Regions from separate parts of the Homo sapiens genome. Here regions 1 and 3 are each linked to region 2. Evidence: chromatin loops called from intact Hi-C (ENCODE). Cell type or tissue: mammary epithelial cell. All regions are shown on one strand. Links, peaks and the distances in the headings refer to the core of each region. The heading gives the core; the rest is flanking DNA.

Region 1 (7,728 bases), core at 1,363-6,362, 98 kb before region 2:
ATATCACTGTGACAAAAAGTAGGTGATTAACATAGACCGCTGACAAGACACTGAACACATTTTGCAGTCCTTCCACATAAGAGATCTGCTTTTGACCCTTCTTGTTAATGGGGATTAAGGAAGAATTTTCCTAACTTATAGCCACATACGAAGCATTGGAGGCTGTGCTGATTAATCTTAGTGAAGATACTTCATCCAACAAAGCAGTGGAAATTGGAGCTCTCTCGTGTGTTTGGTGGTCATCTACCATGATTCACCTGGCTTTTACAGGGGCCACAGAGATAAGATAAATGGCAATGAGGCGGGGACAACTACCCTTGCATCCTTAAAGTCTTTGATGTTGGTCCTAATCTCTGCAATTTCTCCCAAGATCCAATATTGTCTCTGATTTATTATCTTGGCCAGGGAAGGGAGGCAGTTTCCAACCTTGACCCTTCTTACCATTGTGGTTTTCATTCCATCCCATTTATGACATCTCAATTGTACCACATCCATCCCACCTACACATTTGGGGAAGGAAATTATCCCAGGACCTAATGACCATTGTGAGCCAGACTTACTTGTACCATCCATTTATTACCTAGCCTCCATCCCCCATCCCCTTTGACTGGAGAGCCTTGGTGGCATTTCAGGTCTCCTAATACAGGCATCAAGTCAAAACCCAGATTCAAAAGGCTTCAAATCACCTTTCCTCAATGCTGGTATTCCAGACTGGAGAACTATTATTGTAGGTGCTGATGGTGATATTACAGGATTCTTATTTAAAGACACCAACCTCCCTCCTGTCAATGGACTTTGATCTGTGAACTGGCTTACGGAAACTGGGTGAAGGACTGGAATTTCCCATTATAGTGGTTGACATAAGCTTTTTATGCTCCAATTATTATTATTTTTAATTTTGACAAGTTGAGTAAAATCCTGATTGGCTGCCCATGTCTTAACCCTCAGAACACATAATCTATTAGCTACGGTCTGACTGCCGTAGAGGCAGAGGCGAGGCTGAGGACAGAAGGTAATCCATCAGAGGCATCTAGCAATGCATGGAACATTGTTTCCCCACTAACTAGCAGTTACTTTATGGCCATTATTTGGGATGTATAAATAACACTGGGATAAACTCCTCTGTATTAATGTTTCCACTCCCCTTGTATCATAAATTATTTACTTTGATTACATGCCCAGAAGTAGAATTACTAGGTCAAAGGGCAAACATTTTTAAGGCTTTTTGTTGAGAAGGAGTCTCGCTCTGTAGCCAGGCTGGAGTGCAGTGGCGCGATCTTGGCTCACGGCAACCTCCACCTCCTGGGTTCAAGCAATTCTCCTGCCTCAGCCTCCCAAGTAGCTGGGATTACAGGCGTGTGCCACCATGCCAATTTTTGTATTTTTAATAGAGATGGGTTTCACCATGTTGGCCAGGATGGTCTCGATCTCTTGACCTCATGATCCGCCCACCTCAGCCTCCCAAAGTGCTGGGATTACAGGCGTGAGTCACCACACCCGGTCTTTTAAGGCTTTTAATGCACACTGCCAGATTGTTTTCCAAAAAGTCTGGAATAGCGAAGACTTATTCTCTACTGGCAGTTTGTATGTTAGACAACTGGCTTTACTGAGCAAACAAACTACTGTTAATATTCTAAACTCGGCCAGGTGCTGTGGCTCACGCTTGTAATCCCAGCACATTGGGAGGCCGAGGCAGGCGGATCACAAGGTCAGGAGATCAAGACCATCCTGGCCAACATGGTGAAACCCTGTCTCTAATAAAATAAAAAAAATTACCCAGGTGTGGTGGTGCACGCCTGTAGTCCCAGCTACTCAGTAGGGTGAGGCAGGGGAATCGCTTGAACCCGAGAGGCAGAGACTGCAGTGGGTGAGATCACGCCACTGCACTCCAGCCTGGCAAAAGAACGAGACTCCGTCTCAACAACGAGAAAAAAATCTAAACTCATGTCCCAGTGCAGTGGCTCATACCTGTAATCCCAGCACTTTAGGAGGCCAAGGCAGGAGGATTGCTTGAGGCCAGGAGCTCAAGACCAGCCTGGGCAACATAGTGAGACCCTCATTTTAAAAAAATAATTTGCTGGGCATGGTGGCATGCCTGCAGTCCCAGGAAGGTGGGAAGATCACATGAGCCCAGGAGTTTGAGGCTGCAATGAGCTATGATTGCACCATTGCATTCCAGCCTCGGTGACAGAGTGAGACCCTATCTCTAAGAACAAAGAAAAGAAAAAAAATTAACTCGTGATTTGGAAGACTAAAGAATCAGAGACAAAAACCCACTTGAATATTATTTAACATTGCATTTCTTATACTCCGCCCTTACTTTGACCAACTTCAATGTTCTTCTACCTAATGTTTATTTAAAGACCACTAAAGACAGCTGTGGCTCTGCTGGATCAAACAGGTCTGTCCCAGGATAATATTTTTCCAAGTCTTTGCCAGTCTCTGTCTTCAGTTTTCTCTTCTCTCACTCTGACAGTTGCAACAATCAGATCTTTCCAATAAATGCCTCTCCTGGAGAGTCCCTGCTCATATGGTGTTTTGTTTCATTTGCAATATACGTATATTACATGTAGGGGTGGCCTTCAGGGAAAGGTATGGGGTGGCTAGAAACAGATTCCACCATCTTTTTCTCTTCTTTCTCCATTTTTACTGGAAGTGCTTAGCCAGCCATCCAAGCTGGTAGCTGCTTGTCATACCACTGGCATGGCAAAGCCTCATCTGTCTGTCTGAAGGGAAGTGAAGCAGAGCTGAGTCTGACATATATGACAGTACCCATTCTAATTTATGCATCTCAAAATGATCCACTGGAATCAACCATCAAAAGCAAATGCTTCTAAACTTTATTCACACTCGAGTTGCATCTCTGCGCCACCACTGCCAATGTTTTGTCATGTCACGGGCAGTCAACCAGGAGCAGGGAAGGAGAGACCAGGCTGATTTCTGCCTTGTTGGGAACACTGTCATGGTGCCTGTAGATAGTCACTGAAGAAACATAAAAGATGAAAACCCAGGCTATGCTCTCAACAGGGCAGAAGCTCCCCCATTAAGCCCAAGTCTAGGCAGCTGCTTCTCTCCACAGGGATGGACCTGGCCTTGCTGGGAGGAACGCCCACACCAGGACCTCTGGAAGCAGTCCCAAGGGCTTCAGCTCACATTATGTTCTTTCCATTTGGTGATAAATTCCTAACGCCTTACCCCATTTGCTAACTGGAATGCAGAGAGCAAATGCCACGGTTGAAACGCTCTCCTTCGTGAATCAGCTCCTTCCCCAGGGTGTTTTAAGATTTAGGAGTTTCAGTTCCCCTAGAAAAAAAAACAAAGGCTGCTCTACACATGAAGAGACTTAATTTTAACACACTGCACAGTGAGACTACAGGCTTATAGGAAGAGCCTTCTGGGCCAGCAAGCATAGTCTTCCTTTCAATGCTGAGAGCATGAAGGCAGCTGAATTATCAAATGACAACATCTTGAAAGCTGCCTTCTTAATGCTGACAAAACAAAATCTTAGGAAACACCAGGGAGTGGTTATAAAACACAAAGCAATTTCAAAACAAGAGTGATAAGAAAGGATGGCTAAGGGCCAAAGTGGCTGCCACTAAAGCCCCTGAACCTAGGGAATTCCATTCGGATCTCTTGGAGGGCAGGAAGTCAGAGCTGGACTTTCCCAGGATTTGGGATGGCTAACCAGACAGACAGACGCCCTGGGTGTGTACCTGCAGCAGAGTGCCTCCTCTTTTTTCCTCTCCCAGAACCACCCAAATACACAAGGTGAATGAACTTTTCTTTGTGATTCTTATTTTTAAAGTTCTTCAAGGGGAAAAAAATTCACAAAATACATATCATAAGCATTTCCTGTAAACCAGTTTCTGTCAGGTCTTTACTCCAGCTTGTGGGGGTCTCCCTTGGTGGCAGAGCTCTGGATTTGTCTGCCACTCACTAGATAAGGGCCAGACCCAGATGGGTCACTGAATGGTGCCTTGGCTTCAACTGAAGAACTCTAGACATACCAAACCAGACCAGAAAATAGCCTTTAATTTTACATGTACAAATGCTGCTGTAAATTCGTAACAGCGAAGAAAAATATATACGAACCGGTTTAAAAGGAAAAGTAAAAAACAATCCACAGTTGAGCAGTTGATGTGCAAATCATCCCAGGAATCCAACTTTCTGTCTCTTGGGCCCCAGGCTTTCTTCCTTGTGCACAACACTCTGCAAGGAGGCATGCAGTACCTTGCCCACACGCTTGCCAGTCTGTGGAGAAGGGACGGGAGAGAGCACACACCCCCTTGTAAGGCACACACACTCTGACCAGAAAAGCATTCCTTTCTGCCAGCTAGTCTTTCTGACATTGTACACATTCCATCTGCCTTAGAGGACTTTTATTTAATTAAAGCAAATTAAAACAAAAACCACAGACCCCAACAACATAATAAATTTTGTAAAAATCGTCATATCAAAAAAATAAAAAAGAGAGACAAACACCAGCCCCCACCAGGCAACAAACAGAGAGCAGCAAAGCCTGCCCTGGCCATTAGCTCATGCTTCACTATCCTGCTGCCACTGCAACAAGCAACAAAGTTGTCAATCAAATCTGGGCTTGGGTACAGCCAGGTGACACTGTACTATAGGGAGACCACAGGGAATCCAGAGTCTGTCTGGAGAAGAAACAGATGATGCCAAGGACATTTTAGTAAGCAGCTTCTCATTCACCTCCCATGAAGCCTCTAAGCAGAACTGCTCAGGTGTGACCAAAGTCAGTACCTGGATGGGATCTTTGGTGTTTACTGCCATGCTGAGATGCTAAAGGCAGTGAAATGTTAGAATCGAAACACATCAAGAGGGACAACCCACAAAATTAATAATCAGTCCCTACAGAGCAGACACGAGAGGTAAAAAAAACAAAAACAAAAACAAAACAAAACAAAAAAACTCAATATGGCTGGGAGTAGTGGCTCATGCTTGTAATCCCAGCACTTTTGGAGGCCAAGGCAAGAGGATTTTGCTTGAGGCCAGGAGATCAAGACCAGACTGGGCAACAGAGTGAAACCCCATCTCTACAAAAAACTAAAAATTAGCTGTGCATGGTGGTATGCGCCTGTAGACCCAGCTACTCAGGGGGCTGAGATGGGAGGATTGTTTGAGCCCAGGAGTTCACGGCTGCAGTGAGCTGTGACTGTGCCACTGTACTCCAGCCTGGATAACAGAGCAAGACCCTGTCTCAAAAAACAACCACCACCCCAATATAAAAAAATATATTTTTCTTTATGAAACTGTTATTCTGTCTCTGGGCCCAAGAATCATTTTAAGAATACAAAGAACCAACCACAAATCTCTACCTTATCAGGTCTTTCACATTCCCATAGCAGTGTGGATTCAACTCTGCCACTGGTTCCATTCTCAACAATGTTGAGATAAAAACATCCATGCCTAAATCCCTGCCTCAATCTCTTCAGTTACAGGTGTATCCTCCCCAGAGTAATGACTTGTGTGTCTTCTCCCCTGGCCCCTAACTGTAACATGGGATGAGATCCCAAGTATGACTAAAACTCTTATGAAAAGATGATTTCGATCTAAAAGGCTGGGAAGTGATCACCTCTATGAAATGCAAAGTCAGGGTTAAAGGTCAAAAAGGCCTTCGGGGGCTGGATGTGGTGGCTGATGCCTGTAATCTCAACACTTTGGGAGGCTGAGGCAGGCAGATCACAAGGTCAGGAGTTCAAGACCAGCCTGGCAAACATACTGAAACCCCGTCTCTACTAAAAATACAAAAAAATTAACTGGGAGTGGTGGCGGGCACCTGCAATCCCAGCTACTCGGGAAGCTGAGGCAGAATCACTTGAACCAGGGAGGCGGAGGTTGCAGTGAGCTGAGATCGCACCACTGCACTCCAGCCTGGGCGATAGTGTGAGACTCCATCTCAAAAAAAAAAAGGGCCTTTGGAAAGATTTTCCCATAACATTAGAAAAAGAAAAAAAAGTCTGAATCTGTCAAACAGGGGTACTGATTATTCATATACATGAGGGTGGGGAGAGAGGACAACAAGAGGAGATGAGATGGACAGGATGCCAGGACTTGAGAGGGCCTTGACGCCTCTGAATCCAGATGCAGGAAAGCAACTGCAGAGGCTAGGGGTGGCAGCCTGCACAACTACCCCCAAGGCTCTCAGCTCCACCAAGTCATTTTCCAGATTGCTGCATCCCTGTGTGAGATAAACAGTAAGACAGGGCCACAGAGCTATAGTCCCCTGTCCAGAGTTAGCAGACCTCACTCCCCAAACCTGAGGGGAGGACAAAGCTCAGCTCACTGAACAGAGCTCTGGTTCTGCCATCTATGACAGCCAGGGCAGATCTGGTTTATAAGGCTGACATTGCACAGTGGCTGGGAGCAGGGGCTCTGGACGCACACAGTCTTGGCTTAAATCCTAGCTCCAGTATTTATGAGCAGGGAGGCCTGTAGGCAAGCTGCTTATCCTCTGTGTGCCTCAGTTTCCTCATCTGTAAAAATGAGGACAATAATAATAGTTACCTCACAGGTTGTTGAGGACTAAATGATATATTTAAAGCAGTGAAAACAGTATCTGGCACATAGTACGCACACAATAAACTCCAGCTATTTGTTTACTGTGCTTGTTGTTGCTGTTTAAAGAAATTCTCATAAACTCTCCTGGGAGGGGGAAGAGTACCTTCTAAAACAAGGTTTGACAGTCCCTTGCCTAGAGGACTTTGGTAGAATTTATGCAGCATTAAGTCTGGAGAAATTTGAACTCAGGGTGCTTCATGGAGCACAGAGAATAAGAGCTGCCATTAGCTGAGAACTGATGACATATCAGGCACTGTGACATGTGCTTCTCCTCTACACCTCACATCATCCTAATAACAACCTCAGCAGTGTCTGGGCAGATATTACTATTATCAGTCCCACTTTGCAGATGAGGGGGACTATGGCCCAGAGCCAGGTTTGCAGCCAGGGCAGTACACCCTCACAGCCCATGGTTGGGAACTCCATGCTATATACAGTGCTCATTTTGGCCTTTTAAATAACATGATAAAGAGAGAAAGTAGATGTCATGTTCTTGGATTCTTCAGTATGAAGTCATTGTTTCTAAACACAAAAGAAGAGTGCTTGCTATTAAGCAATGATCTCTGGGCATGTGTGGTGATATAGAGGTTGCAAGAAAGTATGAATAATCAGATCCTGCTAACTCTGTTCCTGGAAGTTCAGTCAGTCAATCAGTCAGAAAGGTGAGGTGGATATAGGGGAAAGAAGGTCTGGGAAACAGGTGAGCAGGACCCTGTCCCTGCCCTGCGGGGCTTCCAGGCCAGTGAGGTGACAGACATGTGGGGCAAACAGTACAGAGAACTGTAGAAGCGCCTTGATGGCTCTGCTAGGGATGAGGGCAACCCAACCCAACTCCAGTGGGTCAGATTTCTTACCATCCCTGCTTGTCTCCATTTAAACACTTCTAGAGCTGTAACGAATTTGGGAGACAGCCACAGTTCAGCCCGTGCTTCCACCTTTACTCACCCACTTCTAGGGACAGGAAGCAGTGAGCCAAGAATTCTATTCCCTCATCAAGTCACAAAGGCCTGCACTTTTGGAGTTACGAGTGGCTCTTTACATTATGAAAGTCCAACAGTCTTATTTAGACACATAGAAATGAGATGGGGGGTACTTACTGAGGACAATTAATGGTTACTGGTAGGCTCCTTACCTCCCAGTCCAGAGTAT
Region 2 (7,394 bases), core at 2,395-7,394:
TGGAAGGAAAGAAGGGGAGGGCTGGGTGGTGGGTGGAGAACACGTCAGTCCACCAGGCGGGCCCTGCTTGCTGTGTTCCTCCACGCTGCTGTCCACCCACACCCCAGCAGTCCTCTGAGGGACCTCCCGGGGGTGACCTGGGCCACAACAGACTGCCCACTCAGACCCCATCTTACCCATGCCGTGGACACCCCGCCCCCCCCCCCGCCACTGCTATGCTATAGCTGGGGGTGTCTATGTGAGCTGTACAGCCCAGCACCACGCTGACGATGTTCTTCATCCCCTTCTCCCTGCAGGGCATCGAGCGCCTCAAACGAAAGAACCAGCCCAGGGAGCACATGGGGAGCTGGCAGTCAGTAAAGGAGACCTTTGGTGGGGACTTCTCCCTGAACTGGTTCAACCCCTTCTCCAGACCGTGTCAGCCAGAGATCCCCAGTGACAAAGACATGGTGCGGCAGGTGACATCGCTGTCAGACACCGAAACAATGGAGGATCCATCAGAGGAGACAAAGGACGAGGACTCTGTGGAGGTGACAGATGAATAGATGCTGCTGTGGGGAGAGAAGCAAACACTAAAAAGTGCTGTCAACCTTCATCCTGGGGTTTTGGCTAAAGGGGCTTATGGGCATGGTGCGCTCCCAGCACCCCCAGTGCTTCCCTTAGCCACTCGCTTGGCCTTGCCATTTCCCCTCCTTCTTCTCTCCATGTTGGGCCAGGTCTGGGGGTCGGGAGTAGGCTGGGGACATCAGAGGAGGATGGGGGCTTTCTCAGAGTTCATCTAAGAAGAGTCTGCACTGAGACGGCTCATCAAGAACCGTTCTCCAAGACTGGGTGGCTTTCACATTCTCCGCCCAGCAAAGGGAGCTTTTGAACAGGGCATCCCAGGGGCAGAAAAGAGCTTGCCTTTGGCTTTCCCCAGGATTTCTGTCTTCTCTTGGGAAGGCTGGGCCCCTGGCTCCTGGCTTTGAGAAGTAAGGTTGTGACAGAAGGACCGGGCAGGGCTTGCCTTGGGGACCTGGGTTGGGACACTGACATCAGGGGAGACTAGCCTGGAAAGACTGCAGAGCTGCCAGCTACTCCCTGGAAAGGGCTTCCCCATGCTGCCTGCCGAAATTAGGAGGTAGAGGTGGCTGCCACATCTACCTGCAAGGGCCAGGCATGGTTCAAAGAGGACCCTGCATTAAGCTCTACACACACATGTGCAGGACATGTCCAGCATGGACAGAGCCAGAGTTAAGACAGTAGCACCGAAAATGAGCCCCCATTCCACAGACACTGGAGTCTTCACTGAGCGAGACAGCTGGGAGCTGTCCTGCCTGTGGCTACATATCTAGCCATTCACAGATGTGGATATGGGAAGGACCTCTTTGGAGCTACTGGGGACTCCCTAACCACTCGCATGAGAACTTAATTGAATGTTACCTCTTGGAGGGAGTCTAATAACACATGTAGGTAGAACTGACCATAAACCCTGCCTGTGTGTTTGAAAAGGCCAGTTCTCCCAAATTGGTGCCCATCTTGTCTCTGAAAAGATGGGTGATGGCCAGGGTCTGCTGATTGATGAATCAGATGAATCAGGAAGATAGACAAACACACACACACACACACACACCCCACCAGGATGAGTCTGCCCTCTATTCACCCCATTTGAAGCCTGTGGTGTCTGTGACCACTGCTGAAGGTCTGAGCAGCGTTCTGGTGCTCCTAAACCCCATTCCAGTGGTTGCTGAAGCAGCATCTTCTGCACAAAGCCCAACAGAAGGGTTCTTATCCCCGTTTGGTATAAGAAGTGGATTCACCACCCACTCCCTCCACGTGCCTTTGTTCCTCTCTTTGGCCCATTTCCCCAGCGTCTACTGGCGTCAGGATTGGCAGGAGCACAGGCACTCAGCAGAGCATGCCCCTGCAAGACCTCAGTGTTAGGGCCCCCCTTCCAGCTCCAGGCAAAAGGGCATGAGTCCTGGCCCCAAGGGGCCTGTGGCTGCAGTTCAGAGGAGAAGAAGGTCAGTGTTTGGAGGTGCAGCCTCAGGATGCTGAGAAAGGAAACTGGCGACCGTGAGAAAGAAAAGAGCCAAGCAGCATCCTGGTTCTTGGACAGCATCTTTGGACACTCTGTGAAGGGCAACGATCCTGCCAGAGACCGTCTCTCTACAACTGATGACCCACTAGGGCCTGGGGTTAATTGCTCAAAGGGCCCAGTGTTCACAAAGCCACCTCTGCCCTAACCCTTGCCAGAGCTCTCCAACTATGACCCACGAGAGGGGTGATGGTGGGATTCTAACATCAACAGAGCAACCAGAAAGACATTGGGCCTCCCACACTCAGGCTGCAGGCCCACTTTCTTGGTCCTTATCAGCTTTAATATTTATTAATGACGACATAGGAGCCCGAGTCAGCTGTAAAGGCCATTAACTTGCAATCTGGACAGGAAGTTGACGCTCACCACTTTGGGTAAGAGCTGCTCTGACTGTAGGGCCCCCTATTTGTTGTCCTAACCCAGAAGCAGCTCTGGGCTGCCAGGATGGTGGATGGAATACCAGAGAGTTCACACTAGGGAGGAAGCAATGCCTGCCCCCTGGAGTCTCCTAGGGGGCAGCAGTTAGAATAAGGGAAGAGGATTTGCTGGTCACTGTTTGCTGACATGGGTTTCCATGGTGAGTTCAGGCCTGAGGACAGCAGTGTCTGCAAAACCACATGGCCCTTGAGAAATGTCCTTGCACATTGGGCTTCAAACTCCTCTTCTAGGGAATCCATCTTGGCCTGAAAGCAGAGGTACAACACCAGCCCCAAAGGCAATTCTGTTTTCAGATTGGTTGCTCTGGAAAGGAAGGCTGGGGTGAGGGGGCATTTTACTTGCACAGAGGCTGACCCTGCCTCCCCTCTTCACTGACCCCATCTCCAAGGTAGACCTCAGCCATGTCAGTCCCTGTTCTGGGAGGTGCTGGGCTGGGCCACAGCCAGGGTTATGTAGGTAATTAACCTGTCCAACCCTGAGCCTCGCCTCCCCACACCAGCAACACAGTGGTCTCTCTGTGGTGACCATTCACAGCATAACATTCTGCTTAGCCTCAGACTGAAAGCATTGCAACTGATGTCAAAACCAGATGAGATCTTACAGGGAGAGAGATTGGGTGCAATTTGCCTCTTTCTTTGAATAAAAAGCTCTTTGCTCACCCTCAGTGACTGGAGTCTCCTGTTTTAATTAAGAGATCCCAGCTCAAACCCTTGGGCAGTGTCCTTCCTTATGGGCCACCCTAAAGGCACCTCTAGGAAAGCTACTTTTCTTCCATTCCCAGTGTGGGAGACAAGTGAGTGTCATACGGCACCACACAGTGGCCGTGCCGGGCTATATCACCTCTTGGGATCGGACACTGTGCTGTGGAGTGACTGACCAAACTCTTGTTTGTGTCACCACCCTTGTGGTATTTCCAGCAGAAGGAACAGTCACCTTTCCTTCAATAAACATTTATTGAACACCTACTGTATGCCAGGGATGTGGGCAACTTGGGCAAGGGTGACCAGGATTGAGGTTTTTTTCACTTGGACAGCTGGAAAGGCAGAGGATGACAGGTATCCCACCCATGACTCTCCTGTGAATTAGACACAAAATAACCCTCATTCAAGCTACGTGCCTTTGCCAGGGTGTGTATCCAGTTGGGGTGACAGCCTTTGAGAGAGGGGTTGGATGTACTGAACAGACAATAAAGAAGCCAACTCCTCAGAGCACCTTGCCTGGGGAGATCAAAGGATTCCATGGCTCCCCAAGTGACTGCATAAACCGCCAGCACATTTAAGAAGCTTATTGGCATAAAGAAAAAAGGACTCAGGGACCACAGAGTTTTCTTGAAGTAGAGTTTAATTTAAAGCTTATTGATCATTTGAGCAAATCTCTGGAGGGCAGAACAAGAAGGAGCAGGCTTCAGTTAACAGAAGCAGCCTTGAGTTGCCAGGATAGTGGATGGAATACCAAAGAAAGAGTTCACACCAGGGAGGAAGCAATGCCTTCTCCCTGGAGTCTCCCAAGGGGCAGCTTTAGAATAAGGGAAGAGGATTTGCTGGTCACCGTTTGCTGACATGGGTCTCTATGGTGAGTTCAGGCCTGAGGACAGGGTTGTCTGCAAAACCACATGGCCCTTGAGAAATGTCCTTGCAGATTGGGCTTCAAACTGCTTGGAGCACCAGGAGAGGGACTTCCTGGATTTCAGGGATAGAGAGAGGAGAATGGAGGCAATAGGAGGAGAATGCACTTCTATCAGGCCCATCCCAGTGCTGAGAGAGCACTCCAGTTGACAGGTGCCTTCAGGGCTGGTGAACCCATGGCCTGAAGATATGGCAGCTTCTCAAGGGTCGTCAGCAGGTGGCAGCACTGGGCTGCCCATAGTCTGCTGCTCCAGGGAGAGACTCTGTGGCTTCGAAATCTATGGATTTGAATTGAGACAATGGTGGCCCTGATTTTTGAGGCCATGACTCAGGAAAGGGATGGGATTCTGTGGCCTCGGCTGGTGTTTCTAACTGTAAAAGAGGTGACCCTGTGATAGCACAGGACCTGGCCTTGTGGGTCTGGCTGCTTATGGTTGTGTTGGCCTTTTTGACCTGCTGGCTCTTGAATCTGCCCTCATATAAGTCATCAAATTTAATCATCCATAATCTGAAAGCTAAGCACAAGGTAGGAAATGCTGAAATCTCAACTAAGGCTCCACAGCATCAGACAAGGCTACTTGGTGATGAGAACAATCTTCTGAGCATTAATCTCTTTCACTTGTTTGGAACTTAACTTGACGATAAATTTCTTGGGTCCAGTTTTTATTGGGGTGCATTTTATTTGGGATTGGATGGTCTCACCAGGCTGCACCGTCCTGGAAAATTCAAAGACATACGGACATACAATCAGCCAAGGATGTTATGGGAAGAGGGAGAAGATGAGTTGGGTGAGAAGCCAGGAAACTGAGCCTTAGCTCAGCCTCTTTGAAAAGTCCTGGCCATTCCAGGGCATGGCACAGTGTACCTGCACCCTGGGTGCTGCTATCAGTTTTCTCAGATGTAAAGCAAGACGGGTGAACCAGCTGGTTTCCAGAAGCTCTTCCAACTCTGACATTTCACAAATCTTCCCTGGAGTCTTGCCTGACTTTACTACAGATGTTCTTGTTTCATGAGTATTAGCAACAGTCATCTATTACATAAAATCTAAGAGGAACATGTATTTTATGTTGAATCCACATGCAAGGAATTGGCTAGCCCCTCACTACTCAAAGTGTGTTCTGGGGCTTCGCAATACTAGCTGAGCTTGTAGGAAACACAGAATCTGAGGCTCCACCCTAAACCTGCTGAATCAGAATCTACACTGTAACAATACTCCCCAGGTAATTTGTGTGCACATTAAAATGTGATAAATCGTGGTCTAAGGAAAATAGGAGTCTACTCATTTTTACTTGGAAGATTCAGACATCCTGTAAGAAACAGACCATCAGAAACCTCTCAGAAACAAAACATTAGAGTTCAGTAAAGTTTTTTGCTGGATATATCAGCATGCCAAAAATCAATTTCCATATAGTCCAGCAAACAATTAGAAAATACAATGAAAAATATTCCATTCATAAAAGCTATAATATTGATGCATCTTGGAATTAACCCAACTAATAACGTGCAAGTGGTATATAAAGAAAACAATATAGCTTTTCTAAAGGTGATAAAAAAGACTGGAAAAAAATGGGAAAATCTCATATTCCTAGATGGCAAGACACAATATTGTCATTTGGCATAATTCTCCCCCAAATAAATAGGTAAATTCAATGCAGTATCAATCTAAATCCCAGCTGTTTTAAAATTATATGACAAGATGATTCTAAAAGTGCTATAGACAAAAATGGGGGTGGGGTGGGGATTTGCCTAATACATATCAATATGTAGATATGATAATCATATAAAATTATTATAGGACTACAATAATTTAAGTGGTATGATGTTATATTAGAAGAAGACAAATGAAATAGCAAATTAAAGAGTCCAGAGACCCAGATATATATGGGAATTGACAGCATAATAAAGGCAGTGCTACAAAGTACTAGGAAAACCACAGACAAAGTTGGAGCTCCACATCACTCCACACCCAAAAAAAATTCCAGATAAATACCTAATTGTGTAAATAAAGCTGGAAATTCTAGAAAAAGCATAAGAGAATATTTCTATGCACCTAGGATGACATGAAATTCAGTATCCGTAAAGGAAAAGATTGAAAAATTTGACTACATTAAAATTTAAAAGTTCTACTGGTGAAAGACATCTTAGTGTTTAAAAAAATACAAACTGTTCGGCCGGGCATGATGGCCCATGCCTGTAATCCCAGCACTTTGGGAGGCCAAGGCGGGCAGATCACCTGAGGTCAGGAGTTCAAGACCAGGCTGGCCAATATGGGGAAACCCCGTTTCTACTAAAAATACAAAAATTAGCCGGGTGTGGTGGCATATGCCTGTAATCCCAGCTACTCAGGAGGCCAAGGCAGGAGAATCACTTGAACCTGGGGACGGATGGAGATTGCAGTGAGCCAAGATCGTGTCACTGCACTCCAGCCTGGGCAACAAAGTGAGACTCCACCTCAAAATAAATAAGAATCAAATTTAAAAAATTGAATACAAAACTGCTATAAAAAAATTCACAGCACATAACACTCTACTGTGTAAAGACACCATACCAATATGAAAAAATAAATGACTCAGTAGAAAAATGGACAAAAGTTAGGAACAGGCAATTCACAGGAGAGAGTCAATTAATGTAAGAAATATTCAACCTCACAAATAATCAGATGCAAAGTAAAGCAATGAGATTACTTAACCACTAGATTGGCAAGAATCAAAAAGATCTGTCGGTAGAGCATAAATTGATGCAATCTTTTCTCAAAGTAATTTGGCACTAGCAAAATGTATCTACATTTTGACCCTGTGACCCCATACTGGGAATTCACTTCTCAGGAATATGCACACATGTGCAAGATATATGTCCAGAAGCATATTTCTAAGAATACCTCAGGCAGACTCACCCATGGTCAGAGGTCTGTAGTGAGGAGATGCCCAGGCTTTCCAAAGAGAACTTGACGTCAGTCAAAGGGATGGCCAGGGTATTCTTGAAGATACAATTGCAGACAAGTAGCTGGCCAATTCTGCCTGTGTTAGGCAACTGTAGTAGGGTGGGGAGGAGAGATGGGGAGAGAAGATATGCATGAGCCAACCAAGGACCCTCAGGGTTCTTAGGGGCCCCGTCACACTCCATGGCCAACTTCCAGGCAGAAGGAGCCCTTTATGGCCTGCAGGAAGCTCACCTCTATAGAGAACTCAGGGTACTGGAAAGACGTGAATACTTCAGAGGCCATGATTTCCTTAGACTCCACAATTTCCGCAATG
Region 3 (7,728 bases), core at 1,363-6,362, 260 kb after region 2:
TCCTGTCCAGCCTGTGCCACTGGGCCATGTGGTTCTCCCGTGCCCAGTCCACTGCCTCTAGACTGTCTACCCTGTACATAAACACCTAGTAAAATTCTATGTTGTTTGCTGGCTCTGGGTCTCTTCTTCAGCCTCTTGAACCTGGTACCATATTGGTGTTGATCAGGTTTCAGCACAACACCTATGTTTGTCTAGTGTCTTGAGCCTGTGTGCAAAATAAGCCACTTCCCATGACAAATGCACAGGCATTTCAGCATTCCTCTTTCCAGCTTTCCTGGACACTTTCAATACCTCAGTACTCTGTTGGTCAACCTAGGAGACTGGATGCCCACCAGTCTCTGAAAAGATTTTGAGAAACCCCAATGGTCAGATTCAGAATCAGGGAACTGAACCATACCTAGAAAGTTCATGGTCCCATGAGTCTCCAGTATCTCACTCTTGGCCAGAGTCCCTGGTAATGAGTAGCTGCCAAGGGTTGAAGCAGCAGGTGCCTCCTGAGTTGCTTTCAGGACTACCGCCATATCCCAGGATATGTTCTGACCCTAGAGACAAGCAGGCACATGTTTAAGAGGGAACTGGTGGTAGGGGGTAGTGTGGTTACAATTTTGAGAATGAGAACATAATTATCTATTCCTGGAGGCCATAGAACAATTTTTAAAAACAGAAAAGGAAGCCAGAGTCTCCTCCAACCCCCAGGGTGAGTTGGGCAGAGAAACAAGCTAGCTACTTTCTTCCTTATTACTTTGATTGCACCTCACTGCTCACTCCAGAATCTAAACCTAGCTTACCAGTGAGTACATGATAAGAGGAGAGAGCATATGGGAAGAATTTTCAGAGTGAACTTTTGTGGGATCTAAAGATCAAAGCAGCAAGGTTTTGATGATATTATTACAGAAAGGCTCTGGGGGAACCTCTGCCCTCATTTGACTAGTAATGGTAAGGGGTGTGTTTGAAACATTAAGGACAGCACAGTGTACAGCCTCATGAATCAAAGTGTGGTGCAAAGATCAGCAGCAGTATCTGCATCACCTGGAAGCTTGCAAAACAAACAAACAAAGAACACAGAATCTCAGACCACCCCCAGACATCCTCAATCAGAATCTGAACTTTAACTGTTTTAACAAGAACCCCTAGGTGATTCCTATGCACATTAAAGTTTTAGAAGCTCTGGTTAGCATTGTCAAAACCTGACTGAAATTACCTGAAGAGTTTTAAAAAAACATGGATACCCAGGTCCCACCCTTAGATTCTTTTTTTTTTTTTTTTGAGGCAGGGTCTCACTCTATTGCCCAGGCTAGAGTGCAGTGGCATGAATTCGGCTCACTGCAACCTATGCCTCCAAGGCTCAATCAATCCTCCCACCTCAGCCTCCCAAGTAGCTGAGACTACAGGCACGTGCCACCATGCCAAGCTAATTTTTTGTATTTCGGCATTGCAAAACACGAGGTGTGCAATGTTGCTCAGGCTGGTCTTGAACTCCTGACCTCAAGTGATCCTCCCGCCTTGGCCTCCAAAGTGCTGGGATTACAGGTGTGAGCCACTGTGCCTGGACCACGGATTCTGATTTAATAGGAATAGAATACAGTATGGACATCAAGATTTTATAAAAAGCTCTCCAGGTTCTGTGTAGCAAAATTTGAGAACCACTGGTTTACAGAAAGTACTGAATGTCACATCAATCAGAAGGGAATGTTTCTATCCTATTACAAAAGACTGGAAGCTAGAATTGTACCCAAGAAATAAGACTCCAGGTGTGGAAGCAGAGGGGCAGAGTCCCCTCTTAAACTACTTGAGGTCTTCAAGTATCTCCTCCCCTCTTCCTCTCAGGCCCCCGTTTACCTTTTCTTCCTCTTCTGATCCATCAAGGCCTGTCTGAAGACCCTGCACTGGGGCCCAGACTTTGATGTTCTCGGAGTGCACTTGTTGGCTGGATGCCTGACCTGGGAAGTTTTCTTCTTCTTCCTCCTCCTTTTTCACCTTCACTGGGCCCCATGGGGCTAGGGCCATGGCTTCTCTCAATTCTGCAGTCATCTTCTCTGCTCAGCAGGGGAACTCCTATAGCTGGGCGCTGCCCTGCAGAGGTCAAACCCCATCCAAGCTTTATGTTTCAAAAGCTTCTTCTTGAGTTTCTTCCCAGGGCCAAGATGAGTACTGCCTACTGAGAAATCAGAAAACACTGTTAGCACCAAGGAGAGATTTGCTGGATGCCACTTAGCAAATTTGCCGGATGCCACACCGGCAAATTTCACCAGCGCCTGGCCAGGGGCCAATGTAGGACATGGAATCCTCTATTCCTCCCTCATAGGATGAAGGGGTTGGACTATAAATATGTAATATCTTCCCATAATAACCACATTGCAAACAGCTTTATATAATGTTTATTGATTTTTTCCTGATTAAAAGTTAACTTACTTTTATTGTAAAAACTTAAAAGCAGCAAATGATTAAGAAAAATCATCTCGGTCTACCTCCAAAGAGATAACCACTATACATTTTAAGATTTAAGATATTTCTTTCAAAGGAAAATCTCCAACCATACTACTAATAATTATGATTTTACAAATTCTTGTTTTTGACTTTGGGGATACATATTTTCACAATTATCATCATAGCATTTTTTAAAAAAGGATTTTACAACAAAAAGATTTTTTATTGCCAAGGATACAAAATAATGTGAACAAAAGGATCCCAAGAAAAAGACTGGGAGTCTTTATACCAACGTGTTAGCAGTGGGTAGTTAACTCTGGATGGTGTAATTACAGGTAGTTTTAAGGTTCTTTTCATTTTTTTTGTTTGATTTTTACATTTTCCATAGCTTCCAAATGTCCTGTGAGATAAAATATTACACTTAAGATTTAAAAAAAGATTACTTTCATGTTGCCATTCTTCATGCTTATTTTAAATGCTACACAATAACCTATGGTGTTGATAAATCTTCACTCTCATTGAAAAAGGATCAAGTAATACAGAAATATATAGAATTAAATATATAACCTACACACACTACACACACACACACACACACACACAAAGTACTTATCAGTTTAGATGGGAGTCCTAACCCATTTTCTCTGCATTTACATACTTATATGTTCACCTTCACACATATTGCTTATTTTTCAAAAACATACTTTAGATCATCACAGTTATATACTGTTCAGCAACCTGCATTGTTTTTTAACTCAATTTCCGTATTTCACAATAGTCTTAACAATCTTTCAATACAACACATATAGAACTACCTCATTCTGGCATAGTATTCTAAATTGTGGCTATATTATCATTTACTTAATCATATTCTATTTATGAACCATTTATTTAGTAAAAGTTTATATTTCCATTTTATTAATATTTAAAAGTTTTTCTTTGTAAATATTTTTTTTTTGCTGAATTATTCCTTTAGAATAATCAGAGAATTACTGGTTCAAGGATTTGCTGGTTGATATGTACTGTCAAATTGCTTTCCAAAAGCACCATGCCAATTCACACCCCCACTAATTGACAGTAACCCTTTATCACAGCTAAGCCAGCAGGGTTTTTGTTTTTAACCTGTGAGCAAAATAACCTTACTAGTTTGATTGCTTATGAAGAGATTGAAATTTTTCTTTCTAACCCCCTTTGAATGTTTTATTGGAAAAGGGTGCGAAATCTTATTCAATCCCCTGTTGCTGCTATTGAAGTGATCATACTCTTTTCCCCATGTCAACTTACTGGCCACTTACTGTATACACTGAATTTATTAAGTAATGCAATACTTTCATTCCTGTGACAAACCTTAATTCTGGAGGACTATTCTTTCCATCACTATCCGAATTCAATCTGGTATGAAGGTCCTTAAGACTAGTTCCACCTTGTGTATAAGACTGCCTACAGTGAGTACTCTCATCAGACTTCTGATCAGATTCTGACGGACCTCCGGTCCCAGACGGCACAGGGCCCTCTATCAAAGGCTCCCTTTCAACGTCCTTTCTCTATTTCCAAACGTGGCAATCCATTCTTTCCACGTATAGGCTCCTCGCGGCCCTGTCCCTGGGACCTATCTGGCCCCTTGGCCGGTCCGTGTGCATCCTCTCCCGGACCAGGCCCCAGGTGGGCAGCAGCCGGGATTCCGAGGCGGTGGGGAACTCACTGCCCCCCGCACCCCGACAGACAAGGCTGGTGTCCCCGGGGAAAGGACGCAGGGGCCGCTCCTAGGGCCATGGCCCCTGGGAGAGCCCCTTTTTCTCCCTCGACGTTCGTGCCCACCCCCTCCGACCCCACTCACTGTGCGCAGCTGAGAAGCCCGACCTGAGTTCACTGGCTCTGCAGCAGGAGGCTGGCTGACCGGTACTTCAGCTTCTACCGGCACGAGAACAATGACCGGACAGGAAGTGCCTCGGGATGGGCTTCCGGCTCCCCAAGTCGCCAAGCCGGCCTCTCTAGGAACCTCGGAGGTGCTTTCCTCTCGATGGGTGTCCAATGTCGCCCCAGACCAGGGATGGGGCAGAAGCGCTTAGGAGGATTGTGCTGTTGGAAGCTCTAAGTGAGCCTCAGGGAGGGGCGCATCCCAAGCAGGGATGAGACACTCAGGCGAGGCGCGCACCCAAGAGCCTGAAGCTACACAGCATTAATCTGTAGAAAGCCCTGATAATTTCCCCTCAAATGTTTTATTTTGAAAATATCAGAGTACAGAAGAGTTGAAAGTATGGCACATTGAATACCCGTATTTTCCATGTGGACTCAACAATGAACATTTTGCTATGTTTGCCTGATCTCTCAATACATATTTAAAATCATTTTTTTGAAAGTTGTAAACATCAGAACACTTCATTCCAAATACTTCAACATGCATCCCTTAAGATTAAGAATATTCTTCAAACTACCACCACCGTCACAGGTAAGAAAATCAACAAAAATTCCCTAATACCATCTAATAACCAGTCATATTCAAATTTCCCAACTGTCCTAAAACATGTATTTTATAACTTTTTTTCAAATCAGTTTCACACACTTTAGTTGGTTACAGCTCTTTAGTTTTGGGTTTTCGTTGCCATTGTTGGTTTTTACTTTTTATTTTGAAATGATAGAATCACAGGAAGTTGCAAAGATAGCACCCTTCACCCACTTTCCCCTCATGGTTACATCTTACATAAAATGAAAAAGGAAATCAACATTGGTACAGTATGTGTGTATAGGTATAGCACCTATAGATTTGTGTAACCACCACTGCAATCAAGATACACAAGTGTTCCATCACCACAAAGACCTTTCTGGTGCTACCTTTTAATAGTTCCATCCAACCCTCTCCCCATTTTTCCTCCCACCATCCCTAACCTTTGGCAACCATTAATCCATTTTTCATCTCTATAGTTTTATCATTTTGAGAATGTTATATGAATATTTTCATACAGAATATGGCCTTTTGTGATTATTTTCACTCAGCATTAATTCCCTTGAAATTTATTTGAGTTGTTATGGATATCAATAAGTCAATTTTATTGCAGAGTAACAAGTATTCCATGGTAATACATAAACCACAATTTGTTTTAACCACCTAAGGAAGGATATATGGGTTGCCTACAGGTTTCGACCATTACAAATAAAGCTGCTATGAACATTCGTATACAGGTTTTTGTGTGAACGCAAGTTTTCATTTCTCTGGGATAAATGCTCAGAAGTGCAATTCCTGAAGCATGACATATACATGTGTGGTTTTACAAGAAACTGCCAAATTATATTCCAGAGTGGCTGTACCATTTTACATTCCCAGCAATGTATGAGATCCTGTTTCTCTTCATCCTTGCCAGCAGTTACCACCATTAAAAAAAAAAAGTTAAGCTATTCTGATAGGTGATATCTCACGATTTTACTCTGCATTTCCCTCATGCCTAATGATGTTGAACATCTTTTCATTTGCTTATTTGCTATCTATACTTCAGTGAAATGTCTGTCTTTTGCTTATTTTCTAATTGTATTTACTTATTACTGTTAAATTTGGAAAGTTCTTTATGTAGTTTACATACAAATCCCTTGTTGGATATGATTTGCAAATATTTTTTCCCAACCTGTAATATCATCTTTGTAAAAAGGTCTCTTACAGGGTAAATTATCTTAATTTTGATGAAGTCCAATTTAACATTTTTTTTCCTTCTAAGGAGCATGCTTTTGAGTCATCTGAGCCTTCTTAGCTCAGTCCTAGGTCCTGAAGTTGTTGGTTTACTGCCTATGGATATCCAATTACTCCAACAGTATTTGCTGAAAAGGCGATCCCTCCTCCATTGAATTGCTTTTGCCCCTGTCAAAAATCAATTGGCCATTTATGTGAGTCTATTTCTGGTTCTTAGTACCTAACGGCTCTCTAGTATTATCTTTTAAAAACAAGCCTCCTCATCCATGTTTTATACCTTTCATATCGAAATTTTCATACATACACAAAAGCAGAGAATGGTATAATAAACTCACAGCAGACTCAAGACAGCTTGAACAATTTTCACTCCCCTCTCTTTTTCATCATAATAATATTTTGAAGAATCCAGGGCAGCTTTCTTATGCAATATTCCACGTTCTGGATGTGTCTGTTTCTCGTGGTGTCTTTTATTTGTTCCTCTGCCTCCTGTATTTCCTGTAACCTGGCAATGAGGTCCAAGAAGCTTGATTAAATTCAGGTTGAACATTTTTCAGCTTATTACATCACAGAAGGTGGCACATTATGTGGGCTGTCTCAATCTAAGCAATGTGACATTTTGTTACTCGGTGAAGAGGTAAATCACAGCATTCTCCATTGTTAAAGTACATATGTCCTTTGTAATTATTATATAAGCTGGGATGATTCAACAACCTGGATGAAACATTTTTATATTCATTATCTCATAAGAACTTTGTGAGGTAGATATTCTTCCTCCTGTTTAACAGATGAGGAATTCAAGGCTCCAAGAACTGAAGAGATTTTTTCTGAGGCAGATGGCAAAACCTGAACCACATCCAGGTCTTAAGACTTTAAGCCTTAGGCCCCTTCCAGTTTTCACTCTTGGCTACCTTTCACTCTAATGAGGAACCAGCCCCCAAGAAACTGTGGGGTTGAATTAATAACATTTATGATAATCAACACACCACTTTGACATTATTAAAAAACACAATCTTCATATTCAGGTATTATTCATAGTCCAGCTACAGAAACAGAACTTTGAGAATTACAACATAAAAATTACCAACTTAAGAATATAGACTGAGTTAAACCCACAAATGTACTCAAGGGCACAGAATGGTTCACAGGGGGTAATGGGCACTGACTGCCCACAAGTGGATTCTGCACTGGCTTAATCAGTGAAGAGCTTGGCTCCATGTGAAAAATTTATGTCCCAGTAAATTTAGTGCTGGGACAGAATGTTGTTTCATTAGTAACAGGCTATCATTTGACAGCAATGATGAAATATTGATTAGAATTCACAATGACTGTGGCAGGGATCATCAGCTCAACTGCGGGTCAAGGATTTTTTTCCCTCTGAATAGGGAAAGCAGGGTACCACTGCCCTTCCATTTTGACACTCTCCATCTGTTAAGTTTCAAATTCAAAAGCTGGGAAATAAATTGTTTTCCTTGGCATCACTGTTAATGGCTGGCCATAACATTTTTTTCCATATACATAAACTAGATATATAATCTAGTAACTCCCTCAGATATTTTTAAAGGTAAATTTAACAAAATTATTCTTAGAACACTAAATTCCAGTTAGCTATTCACCATACTTCC

What was found. Peaks named below come from ENCODE experiments on the same cell type or tissue, not always from the same donor. Only the 100,000 strongest peaks of a DNase experiment are listed, where the experiment ranks them.
Region 1: it touches region 2 in a loop (3-fold over the local background); 2 of 110 quality-filtered maps call a loop at or near these places.
Region 3: it touches region 2 in a loop (7-fold over the local background); 6 of 110 quality-filtered maps call a loop at or near these places.

The regions. Positions count from the first base shown.
Region 1 is chr3:45,007,758-45,015,485 of GRCh38, reverse strand. It overlaps EXOSC7 (exosome component 7), which reads right to left. Exons shown (of 8, transcript NM_015004.4): 8 at 4,015-4,251. The coding sequence ends at 4,147. Among named protein-coding and RNA genes, the nearest start is that of CLEC3B, 15 kb to the left of the region's middle. RefSeq lists an enhancer at 3,273-3,392. In mammary epithelial cell, for the core only: a CTCF peak has its summit at 4,219; DNase peaks (open chromatin) are centred at 3,235 and 4,265; H3K27ac peaks cover 2,118 bases.
Region 2 is chr3:44,911,046-44,918,439 of GRCh38, reverse strand. TGM4 (transglutaminase 4) reads right to left here. Exons shown (of 14, transcript NM_003241.4): 12 at 7,313-7,394; 13 at 7,034-7,170; 14 at 3,450-4,856. The coding sequence ends at 4,715. ZDHHC3 (zDHHC palmitoyltransferase 3) reads left to right here. Exons shown (of 7, transcript NM_001135179.2): 7 at 1-3,179. Among named protein-coding and RNA genes, the nearest start is that of TGM4, 40 kb to the right of the region's middle. In mammary epithelial cell, for the core only: CTCF peaks have their summits at 3,341 and 4,336 (motif pointing right); a DNase peak (open chromatin) is centred at 4,369.
Region 3 is chr3:44,645,371-44,653,098 of GRCh38, reverse strand. It overlaps ZNF660-ZNF197 (ZNF660-ZNF197 readthrough), which reads right to left. Exons shown (of 8, transcript NR_147692.2): 8 at 4,628-7,728. ZNF197 (zinc finger protein 197) reads right to left here. Exons shown (of 6, transcript NM_006991.5): 6 at 4,628-7,728. It overlaps ZNF35 (zinc finger protein 35), which reads right to left and starts at 4,367. Exons shown (of 4, transcript NM_003420.4): 1 at 4,265-4,367; 2 at 1,840-2,158; 3 at 398-542. The coding sequence starts at 2,031. All of the region lies in intron 2 of ZKSCAN7-AS1 (ZKSCAN7 ZNF cluster antisense RNA 1), which reads left to right. RefSeq lists enhancers at 3,885-3,994, 4,075-4,244, 4,123-4,682. In mammary epithelial cell, for the core only: no CTCF peak of the experiment used is centred there; a DNase peak (open chromatin) is centred at 4,388; H3K4me3 peaks cover 1,260 bases; H3K27ac peaks cover 835 bases.